Regions from separate parts of the Homo sapiens genome. Here region 2 is linked to region 1. A link is an interaction called in ENCODE POLR2A ChIA-PET data of the cell type or tissue named here. Cell type or tissue: endothelial cell of umbilical vein. All regions are shown on one strand. Links, peaks and the distances in the headings refer to the core of each region. The heading gives the core; the rest is flanking DNA. Region 1 has its middle 5.7 kb from the start of BMP2K-DT. Region 2 overlaps BMP2K (BMP2 inducible kinase).

Region 1 (5,389 bases), core at 226-5,225:
CAACTTGGTAAGAAATGAAAGTGTTTCAGGTCTGGCTGGAGTAGAGAGCTGCAAGGTAGGGGTAATAAAATCTACTTCACTTGTTAGAGGATTAAAGAGGTAACATATAGAAAGTGCTAACTGTAATGTCTGAGACATACAAGGTGCTCAATAAGTGTTTCTATTCTGCTTCCTTTCAGTTTCTCCAATTGATTATATCATTTTCCACCTCTGAAATTCCATAATTTTTTTCACATTGTATGGGTTCTTATTGTGAATTGGTTCACACACTACTTGGCACACTGTTCATGTTCAGTTAATAGTCTCTACCACATTTGATAGAAGGCTGGGTAAAACAAGATGTAAATTTTAATAAATGATTGAAGCAAAAGCTGAATTGAACTTCAACACTTTCTTCTTCTCTGTCCCTCCACAGTAACTACAGTAACTTGAATCGATTATTTTGCATGTGTATATGTGTGTCATGGATGTATAGAGCTTCAGTATCAGTTCAACACATTGGGGTAGAATTTAATATGTTTCCAGGGGGATTGTTCATTTGCTTCCAAACCGACAAAAGCTGCTTTTCTGTCTCCAGAAGTTTGTAAGATCACAACATCAACCATACTGCCAGGAGGAGACTTGAAGGCAATGCACCATAATAATATGACCTTAGAGCCCATCATTTGTACATAACTTAGAGTCAGCCTTATCTCCACTCCTAATTTGTCTCCGTCTCTCTTACATGGTCCTGTACATACTTTTATCCACTCCAAAAGTGTATAAACTTTGAAGCCATGATTTGTTTTATTCAACTTGTTCAGGTCCTCCTAGCTGCCCCAATCTACAGTGCTTTACCCTTTTTAGATATTTAGCAAATATTTGTTAAATTTTACAGATACTCAGTTGTTTTCTTTTCTCTGCTCACACGCAGTGTCGTGGCAGCAGGCACAGTCTTGAGATGCAGAAGGACAGCGGCGAGCTTGTGGACCTGTACATGCGGCAGAAAGTCTCTGCTAGTAACCGCGTCACCGGTGCCAAGAACCATGCATCCATCCAGATGAACGTGGTGGAGGCTGACAAGGTCACAGGCAGGTTTAATGGCTAGTTTAAAACGTATGCTGTCTGCAAGGTCATTTGCAGGATGGGTGAGTCAGATGACTACATTCTCTGATTGGCCAAGGCCAGTGGCATCATCTGAAAACATGTTTGACAGGAGAGAATCATGGATATGGAATGTTTGTCATAAATAAACAGTGTAAACCTAAAAAAAAATTAAAAAAAATTTTTAAATACCCAGTTAATCAGAAATTAAACATAATCCCACTTATTATAGCAGGGTTCCCTGAGCTGTGGTGGCACACATCTAAGATAAGTAGATGGAGGGTACAGCAGGAAGTACCTTATCATTTCAGACTGTAGCTATCATGTCATTTATTGTGTATTTTCAAAGAATCCGTATGGTGTGGTTAAAAGCATGAGCCATAAAGTCATAACAGGTGTTTTTGAACCCTGTTTAAAGTCATAAGACCTTGGGCTTGTGACCTAATCTTTCCGTGCATCAGTATTCTCTTCTGCAAAGTAAGAGAAATCATAGAAGCTATTGTATAGTCTTGTCATAAAGATTTACTGAGTTAATACATGTAAAGCACTTTAGAGTAGCACGGGCACATTGCAAGTGCCCAATAAGAATTAGTTCTTACTTTATACTCTGCTGAAGTTTTATATAAATGTTAACAGGAGAAAGGTTACTACCTTTCTACAGGAAGGTAATGCAGGGCTATAAAGAAGAGGGAGGGCTGGGTGCCGTGGCTCATGCCTGTAATCCCAGCACTTTGGGAGGCCAAGGCGAGTGGATCACTAGGTCAGAAGATCGAGACCATCCTGGCCAACATGGTGAAACCCTTTCTCTACTAAAAATACAAAAATTAGCTGGGTATGGTGGCACACACCTGTAATCCCAGCTACTTGGGAGGCTGTGGCAGGAGAATCGCTTGAACCCAGGAGGCAGAGGTTGCAGTGAGCTAAGATCACGCCACTGCACTCCAGCCTGGTAACAGAGCAAGTTCTATCTCAAAAAAAAAAAAAAAAAAAAAAAAAAAAGAAGAGGGAGGGCGGGAACATATCCAGAAATGTGTTTGTAATCCTACTCTCTAGGACAGATACTTCTCTAGGGAGAAAGCTATCCCTGTCATGAGGTGTGAGGACAAGGTGCAGAACTCCCCTATCTGCCACTCCATTTGCTGGGTAAGGAAGAAAGCGCCTCTCTTGGTGGTGAAGATGCCTATATCCTGCAGTCTTTTTTAAAAGCATGGTCAAGCTGTTTTAAAAGCATAGTCAAAACTCTATCATAGAATTGTATTTCATGTCAAATGAGTCATATTTCCTGTTAAGAATATTTGTGAGTATCTTGGTATTTTGCACTATACAATCAGATTGATTTTTTTTAGGTATATATGAATTTTTACAAGGTATAGTGATGATATTGAGTAGTTTTAACAGAGGATTTAAATATTACTGATATCTTAAAAACATTTGTTTTGATAATGGAGGCATATATATTCTTTTAATAGACCTTAGAACTTTTACTTTTTTGGAAAGCAAAGACATGAACATTTAACTTGGTATAATGTAATAATGTTAGCCAGGAAAAATATTCTTTTAAAAAAGTTAAAAAAAATGTTTTGTAGAGACAGAGTCTCACTGTGTTGCCCAGGTTTGTCTCAAATTCCTGGCCTCGAATGATCCTCGTGCCTCTGCCTCTCTAAGTGCTGGGATTATAGGTATGAACCATCATGCCTGGCCGAGGAAAAATAATTATTCTTAACAGTAAAACACAGTGAGGCTAATGATGATAGAAGACATGTTATCAAAGGAAAACACTGACTTATGAGGAAAAATGATTAATCAGTTATTGGGACACATGACTTATGAAGGTCACTGTGGCAGTGGAATAAGCCTTTTGGGATAAGCACATTTATTTAATCTGTGTCACTCTTTCTCACTTCTCATAGGTCTTTGAGAGCCACCTTAATGCAAAATACATGGGGGTTAGGTTATATTTTTCCAGTAGAAAACAAAATGTAACAATCATTCTTTCTTCCCTCATTGTCAAAATTCTTCCTGTTTAAGGATCTCAGAATCCTGTAGTTAGCTATGATGATGTATTGACTTTATCAGAAATGTGTAACGTGAAATGTGTAAAGGGAAGCAATCTATTTTTAAAAATAAGAGTCTTCATTATGTGGCAACTTTCCAATTATTTTTATAGTCATACAGCTATAAATATATGATTGATATATCTAAAACAAATTGAAATAAAATTATAATTCTTTTACTTTTATTAAACTATCTATATCTGTATTTTGACTGTAAGTCACCTCAATGCCATTGTTTAAGATGGCCAGAATCTACATTTTTTTTTTTGTTTGGTAGAGATTTCATTTTCCGACAGGAAGCCACATCTGATTTTCTTCCATGGTCTAATAATGAGTGTAAAACTAGAAGATGGTGCTTTTGTGTTGGTGAACACATCGAGGTGGTGGGAGGGTGGTGCACCCAGAGAAGGTATGGATGCTTTGTGCACTACCACTTCCTGTACCTTGCCCTATGCATCCCATCTAGGCAGCTGTCCCTGAGTTGTATATCTTTTATGATAAACCAGAAAACTGGATATGACGTGAGATGGTGACACAGTAATAATCTCATCACTTCTGATCATCTGAAGAATGCCCATTGTGGAAGTATCAGACAAAAGCTGAAAAAGTGCACTGAAAGATTAGTTTGTGCACTGGGCTCATCTTGGTTCACCCGGTCAGTACTACTGGGAGGTGGTTGGGAACATGCAAAGAATGGCATCTGGACATTTGCAAAAAAAACAAAAAAACAAAAAAAAAAACAAGAAAGGTTACAACTGTTCATAGAACTTGGAATTTGGACTGTCAGTAAGAGAAACAGAAGCTACGTCTCCACCAAAACAATGCCTGAGACTGCCTTCTGCATGGAACTCCAAATACACAAGAGAGTTTTCCTGGATATAGACATTAGAAACATATCATTTTTCAACATTAGCAATGGTGCCGTGGTGTGATCTCGGCTCCCTGCAACCTCCACCTTCTGGGCTTAAGCGATCCACCTCAGCCTCCCGAGTAGCTGGGACTGCAGGCATGCACCACCACACTCAGCTAATTTTTAAATGTTCTTTTGTAGAGATGGGTTTCATTATATTGCCCAGGCTGGTCTTGAACTCCTGGGCTCAAGCAATCCTCCTGCCTTGGCCTCCCAAAGTGCTGCGATTACAGGCGTAAGCTACCAGGCCTGGCCTTCCCACATCTTTGTATTCACTAAAATTTCTGCTTCAGAACCACTGAGCCCATTCTTTTTGGCTTCAAATCCAAATAATGGTGATTAGGGCACTCTGAGTATACATACTGTGATGCAACTAGGTTCAGTAATCCTTCCAGTATATGCTGGGGAAGATCATCAAACTGTAACCACACACCCACCCACCCACCCAGACACACACACACACACACAAAGAATATTTGGAAAAGATCTATTTACTTAAAGAAATATTCACTATGTTGACTCATTAAAAATGCTAAGGGTTAAAATGTATGGAACCTCTTAAAATCATAAGCACACATTTTAATAGTCTAATATTAATTAGGAAAGATACTACATGTTTAATATTGTATGTTGATAGAAAAGTTTGCTTTGGGGTCTGGGATTTGACTTCTGTATTTGTACCTCTTGAAATTTCAGATCACATCATAGCATTTTAGTTTGTTCTAAACACTAGCTAGTGCATTACAAAGGTTTTTAACTCATGAAGAGTATTTTATGTCCAAGAATTGCATGAGTCATTAAAATGAAAGTCTTTACAATACTTAATCTACTATAAGCCAGTAAATAAATTTAAGGTGCAGGAGTGAGAAATTAATATATGGCTATAAGATTTTCTCAAAGAAATCTGAAAGACTAGAAATTTCAATATAGTTTTTCTGCTGGTTACAGTCTGCCCTTAATATCTCAATTTCTGCCTAAAAATTGATTTCAGGTTACACATTCTTATTTCACAAATTTGCTAGAAGAATATGATTTAACAATAGATGTTAATATCTTTTGGTAATAAAAGTGTTTGTAAATGTTTGGCCTTCTTGTTATTAGTAATATAGTAATCCCCCATCCCCACAGTTTCGCTTTCCTCAGTTTCAGTTACCTGTGGTCAACAATGGTCTGAAAATATTAAATGGAAAATTCCAGAAAAATGAATTGGTAAATTTTAAATTGCACGCTGTTCTGGGTAGCCCGACTGGTAGGTGAATCATCCCTTTGCCCAGTATATCTGTCTATACTCTCTGCCTGTCACTTAGTAGCCTTCCCAGTTATCAGATCCACTGTCACAGTG
Region 2 (5,389 bases), core at 220-5,219, 64 kb after region 1:
TTTTTAAGTATTAAGAAAAGTGAAAAATATTTTAATAGGCCAGTAAAAACTTCAGTGACTCTAACTTAACTAGCCTAAGTAGTTAAAAAAATGTAGAATAAAAATTTCCTCCTTTTCTAGGGTTACATATGCTCAGTGCTCTGGATGGCTTCTTATTCTTGTTCTTCTTCCTTGTCCTCCCATTTCTCCCCTCCTCTTCATCCTCTTTTCTCTTTCTCCATGGTTTTTTGAGTGCTTACACACAAGCACAGACACAGGTGCATATATATATTTGAAGATTGTTTTGTTGAGGTGAAATTCACATAATTATAGCATCTTTATTTTTTATGGCTGAATAATATCCCATTATATGTCTGTAACACAATTTATTTATCATTCATCTGTTGATGCAGTTTAAAAAATTATTTGATGAGCATTTGGGCTGTTTCTGTCTTTTGGGTATTATAATTAATACTGGCATGAATATGTGCATGCATCTATTTGCTTGAGTACCTGGTTTCAGTTGTTTTGGTTATATATCTAGGAGTGGAATTGCTGGGTTATATGTACTTTTATGTTGCCTATTTTCTGTAGCAGCTGAACCATTTTATGTTCTAAGGAAAGTATTTTTCCGCATTCTTGCCAACACTTGTTATTAATGTCAGTTGTACTTATCCACCTGCTAAGAGGGGGATTTCTTATTTTGTATCAACGTCTTTACTAACACACATATTACAATCCCTTTTGTTAGCAAATAACTGCATTTGCACAATCTGACTTTTTAAAATTCTGCTTTTATTTTCTGTATTCCTTAGCTAGATTAGAGATGATTAGACTTTGGCATTTACTTTTGTACAGTTAAGGCTGTTAGCTAGAAGGGTGAAAAGATTTACCTCAAGATGATGGAGAAGCTTAGACTAAGTTCTCTAACTAACTTGAGTCAAGATATTATAGTCTTGTACTTTTGTACAAGACTTCTTTCTTCCTTTCAATAGAATTTGTATGATTTTGAGAGATATGATGTATAAGGAGCAGCACACTCAAATCTTGTGCTTTTGAACATTTTTTAGGGAGATTAGTTCTTTAGAATGGTGGTCTGTCAACTTTTTTGATGATTCATCCCCATTATATATATTTACTTATAAATAATTCCCATGTTCAGTGGCCCTTAGCCCTTATTTCAAATTACATTGCATAGTTAAAACTAGGTTTATTGGTAATGATAGTTTATGTAAATTTATTTTAAATAATATTTTTAATAGTTGTTTTTAAATTTCCCAGTAGAACAGAGTAGGTTATTATTCTTAACCTCATTGTACGCTGATGACTATTTTGTAAAAGACACAAAAGTTTCAGATGTTTCATTTTCTTATTTCCTTATATTTGTATTAGCATTATCTTTATGGTTTCTTTTTAGAAATCTTTTTAGCCACTTGTTCATTTTTTTAGGTTATTTAGTTAGAAGTGCATGTGTCTATAAATTCATGTAATAGCTACACGTAAATTGCAATATGTTGCAGGCAAAATAAATGAGAATATAATTGTTAATAAATATTGGAGCTTAGTTATTTTATTTTTTAGATAAAAACAAATGTAATAAAAGTTCTAATATTTTATTCTCAAGTTCTTTGTACACTTTTGGGAGCTATTCCTTTTGCGTGAACCATTTTCACAGTTCAATTTAAAAATAATTTTCATATTTGCTGTTAGAAAATTACAGTCGCATGCAGGTAAACTTTTTATTGAAACCATAGAAGCCTTTGCTTGCTTGAAATATGTTAGATTCTGTACTCATGCCTAATTCTTACCTTTTGAAATTCTTTACATTAATTTAGGCTTCAAACCATTACTAATTCTATACCTTTAAATGTACATTTTCCAGTTTTCATTTTTTTTTTTCTTTCCAGAAAGAGCTATCTGGTCACAAAAATATTGTGGGCTATTTGGACTGTGCTGTTAATTCAATTAGTGATAATGTATGGGAAGTCCTTATCTTAATGGAATATTGTCGAGGTAAGTATTTTTTTGCATTTGTACTGTAATAAAAAGTTTCTCCTTAAATGGGTTACTAGGTATCTTTGTTATTTCCAGGGTAGCTGCTAACTAATTCTAGTCACTTATTGTAATCTTACCTTTCATTATCTAATTAGGAATATTGTTAAAACATTATTTAAAACCTAGTCATAGTTACTGCAGTTATGATATGAGCATGTAAACGCAGAATGAGAAAAGTGATATTGAGTTTAAAATAGGAAATCTAAGCAGGTACAGAGTTACAGTTCTTGCTCTCCATAGAATTCTTCTGTAATCCAACCAAGAAGAGGATAATATGTCAATATTAATGTTGTAAGATTTTTCCAGAACTCTACTACGTTATTGTAAACATTAAATTTAACAAATTTGGAGGATGCATTTTGATCTATAGACTTTATAAACCTGTTTTATGTAGTCTCTTGGTGGTGTTTGTAAACATTAGATATAGAAAATCACATTTTATTTGGACCTAATGTGATGTTTTAAAATAAATATTTACTTGTATAGCATACCTTAATCATCATCATCATCATAAAAAAATTCCTGACATTTAAATTTTTTTTTTTTTTTTGAGACGGAGTCTCGCTCTGTCGCCCAGGCTAGAGTGCAGTGGTGCGATCTCGGCTCACTACCAGCTCGGCCTCCCGGGTTCATGCCATTCTCCTGCCTCAGCCTCCCGAGTAGCTGGGACTACAGGTGCCCGCCACGACGCTCGGCTAATTTTTTGTATTTTTAGTAGAGATGGGGTTTCACCATGTTCACCAGGATGGTCTCGATCTCCTGACCTCGTGATCCGCCCGCCTCAGCCTCCCAAAGTGCTGGGATTACAGGCATGAGCTACCGCGTCTGTCCTTAAAAATTTTAATGTGTGGAAAGGTGGAGGCAAATATTCTATTTCCTACAAACTTGCAAGCCATATTTGGCACTTGTGGTTCTAGGGAGCCCTGGTTTACATTTACATTCTCTTCAGAAAGTAATGATTGTTAATTACTATCCCAGAAACTCTTACAGTTTCCTGAAGGTTGCGGAAAAAGAGGGGGATGATGGTGATGTTGGAGAAAATATGATCTTGTTTACTGCAGTATTTTAAGGAGGAAAGGATGGGGAAAATGAAGTGAATCAATGTGACAATACCTACCGTGATGTATTTGTAACTTATTTCCATACACAATATTTAACAACCAGATGTTTCTTGATTTTTCTTTATATCTTATCTTCTCTACTATAAAGTACTGTACTGTGATCTCTTTTAGGAGAAGATGCTGATTTTTTTCTACCCCATTTTCCTGAATTCTAGCATTTATAGTGCTAATTCTTAGAGTTTACTTGTAGCCCTTGACTACTTGTAACTTTTAAAAGATACTTGAATCAAGCATAATCATAACCTTGGATTAATTTAATTGTCACTTAGAAGACATCTTAAAAGGGGAATCAAATGACCTTCAAGTTTTAGGGGCAAATTTTATTTTAAAGTAGAAGAATGATCATATCTGTTTTTTGAGGAATGCATTGTTTTGTTTTAAAAATTTTTTAGAAATAGTTATCCGGTATTCAAATCATCAAGCTCTGTGGTATATGAAATTTAAAATTTTTATCAAAGTAATTTGTATATATGGTTTAAAAAGTCAAATAGTTGGCCTGGTGCGGTGGCTCACGCCTGTAATCTCAGCACTTTGGAAGGCAGAGGCGGGTTGATCACAAGGTCAGGAGATCGAGACCATCCTGGCTAACACGGTGAAACCCTGTCTCTACTAAAAATACAAAAAAAAAGTTAGCCGAGCGTTGTGGCAGGTGTTTGTAGTCCCAGCTCCTCGGGAGGCTGAGGCAGGAGAATGGCATGAACCCGGGAGGTGGAGCTTGCAATGAGCCGAGATCGCGCCACTGCACTCCAGCCTGGGCACATAGCGAGACTCCGTGTCAAAAAAAAAAAAAAAAAAAAAAGTCAAATATCTTAAGCTGTGGCTGAATCAGTACCCTCCTGCCTCATCCCTCTTCTCAGAGGTAGTCCCTTTAAAATATTTGAGATGTTTCTTATATTTACTTCCATATTTCCACACTGCATTATATAAAAGAGAATCAGTAATTTTAGTGATTTCTTAAGGGTACAAAAGAGAAAGGACTTAGAAAATCAAGGGAAGTATATAATTCTGTGCATGAAGAGGCTCTTGAAAGAAAGTTTTCTAGTGCTACTTTTGATGTTTTAGATATTGTCTCTAAGAAAAGATAGGAATTTTACTTCTAGTATAGATATTCTCAGGTTTTGGACCAAATCAGTGTTTATTTTCCCATTTAATGGTGTCTGTAGTTGTATTTTCTTATCCTTTTTTTTTCCTGGAATTAGTAATTACCTCGGTTTTCATTTGCCTAATTTTCTTCATGTATATTAATATTTTAGTCCCGCATTTTCCAATAGAAGTAAAAATAATTGGCTGGGCGCCGTGGCTCACACTGATAATCCCAGCACTTTGGGAGGCTGAGGCGGGCGGATCAAGAGGTCAGGAGTTCGAGACCAGCCTGACCAACATAGTGAAACCCCTTCTCTACTAAAAATACAAAAAATTAGCTGGGCGTAGTGGTGGACGCCTGTAGTCCCAGCTACTTGGGAGGCTGAGGCAGGAGAATGGCGTGAACCGGGGAGGTGGAGGTTGCAGTGAGCCAAGATCGCTCCACTGCACTCCAGCCTGGGCAACAGAGCGAGACTCTGTCTCAAAAAAAAAAAAGAAGTAAAAATAATTATGCAGTATGTTTAGACATTTTAATATTTGTTTTGATTTCATTTTTTCTTCCCTTAAAAACACCCCTTGGGGAGACTTCGATCATCCTGCTTAATTTTGAACAGCAGTTAGCTGTCCTTCTGGAAATTACCTTTGCCTCCCTTCTGTCTTGGATTCCCTGCTACTTATGCCACACCTTTGTTTTCACTCACTAATTTGGAAGACTTTGTTTTTCAGTAGCTTTCTGACTGGATTTTTTGGAGAAGGATTTTTGAAACCTTGCATATATAAACATATTTTTATTCAGTGCCCACATTGATTGTTACTTTGGCTAGCTAAAACATTATAGGTTGGAAATAATTTTGATCCAGAATTTTGAGGACATCATTCCACTTTTTTCTTAGTGTTGTTGACAAATTGATGTTATTGTGATTGCTTAATTTTTCTATGTGACATCTTTTCTCCATGGACACTTTTAGTTTGAATCTTTCCTTTATCTACAACGTATTGAAATTTCAAGATATACGTGCCTTACTGTGTGTCATTTTTGGTATGCTTTTTGTGGCGTTTTTGTCTTCTATTTTCTGTTCTCTTACTGGACTTCTCATTTTCTTTCAAATGTTCTGAGCTTTCTAGATTGATAATCCTCTGATTTTCTTTTC

Evidence for each region. Peaks named below come from ENCODE experiments on the same cell type or tissue, not always from the same donor. Only the 100,000 strongest peaks of a DNase experiment are listed, where the experiment ranks them.
Region 2: POLR2A ChIA-PET joins it to region 1 with 5 read pairs; 4 of 35 experiments call an interaction of 5 or more read pairs at or near these places.

What each region holds. Positions count from the first base shown.
Region 1 is chr4:78,767,559-78,772,947 of GRCh38, forward strand. It overlaps the pseudogene RPS21P3. Among named protein-coding and RNA genes, the nearest start is that of BMP2K-DT, 5.7 kb to the right of the region's middle. In endothelial cell of umbilical vein, for the core only: no CTCF peak of the experiment used is centred there; a DNase peak (open chromatin) is centred at 2,233; H3K27ac peaks cover 256 bases.
Region 2 is chr4:78,831,696-78,837,084 of GRCh38, forward strand. It overlaps BMP2K (BMP2 inducible kinase), which reads left to right. Exons shown (of 16, transcript NM_198892.2): 3 at 1,887-1,992. Among named protein-coding and RNA genes, the nearest start is that of BMP2K, 58 kb to the left of the region's middle. In endothelial cell of umbilical vein, for the core only: no CTCF peak of the experiment used is centred there; no DNase peak of the experiment used is centred there.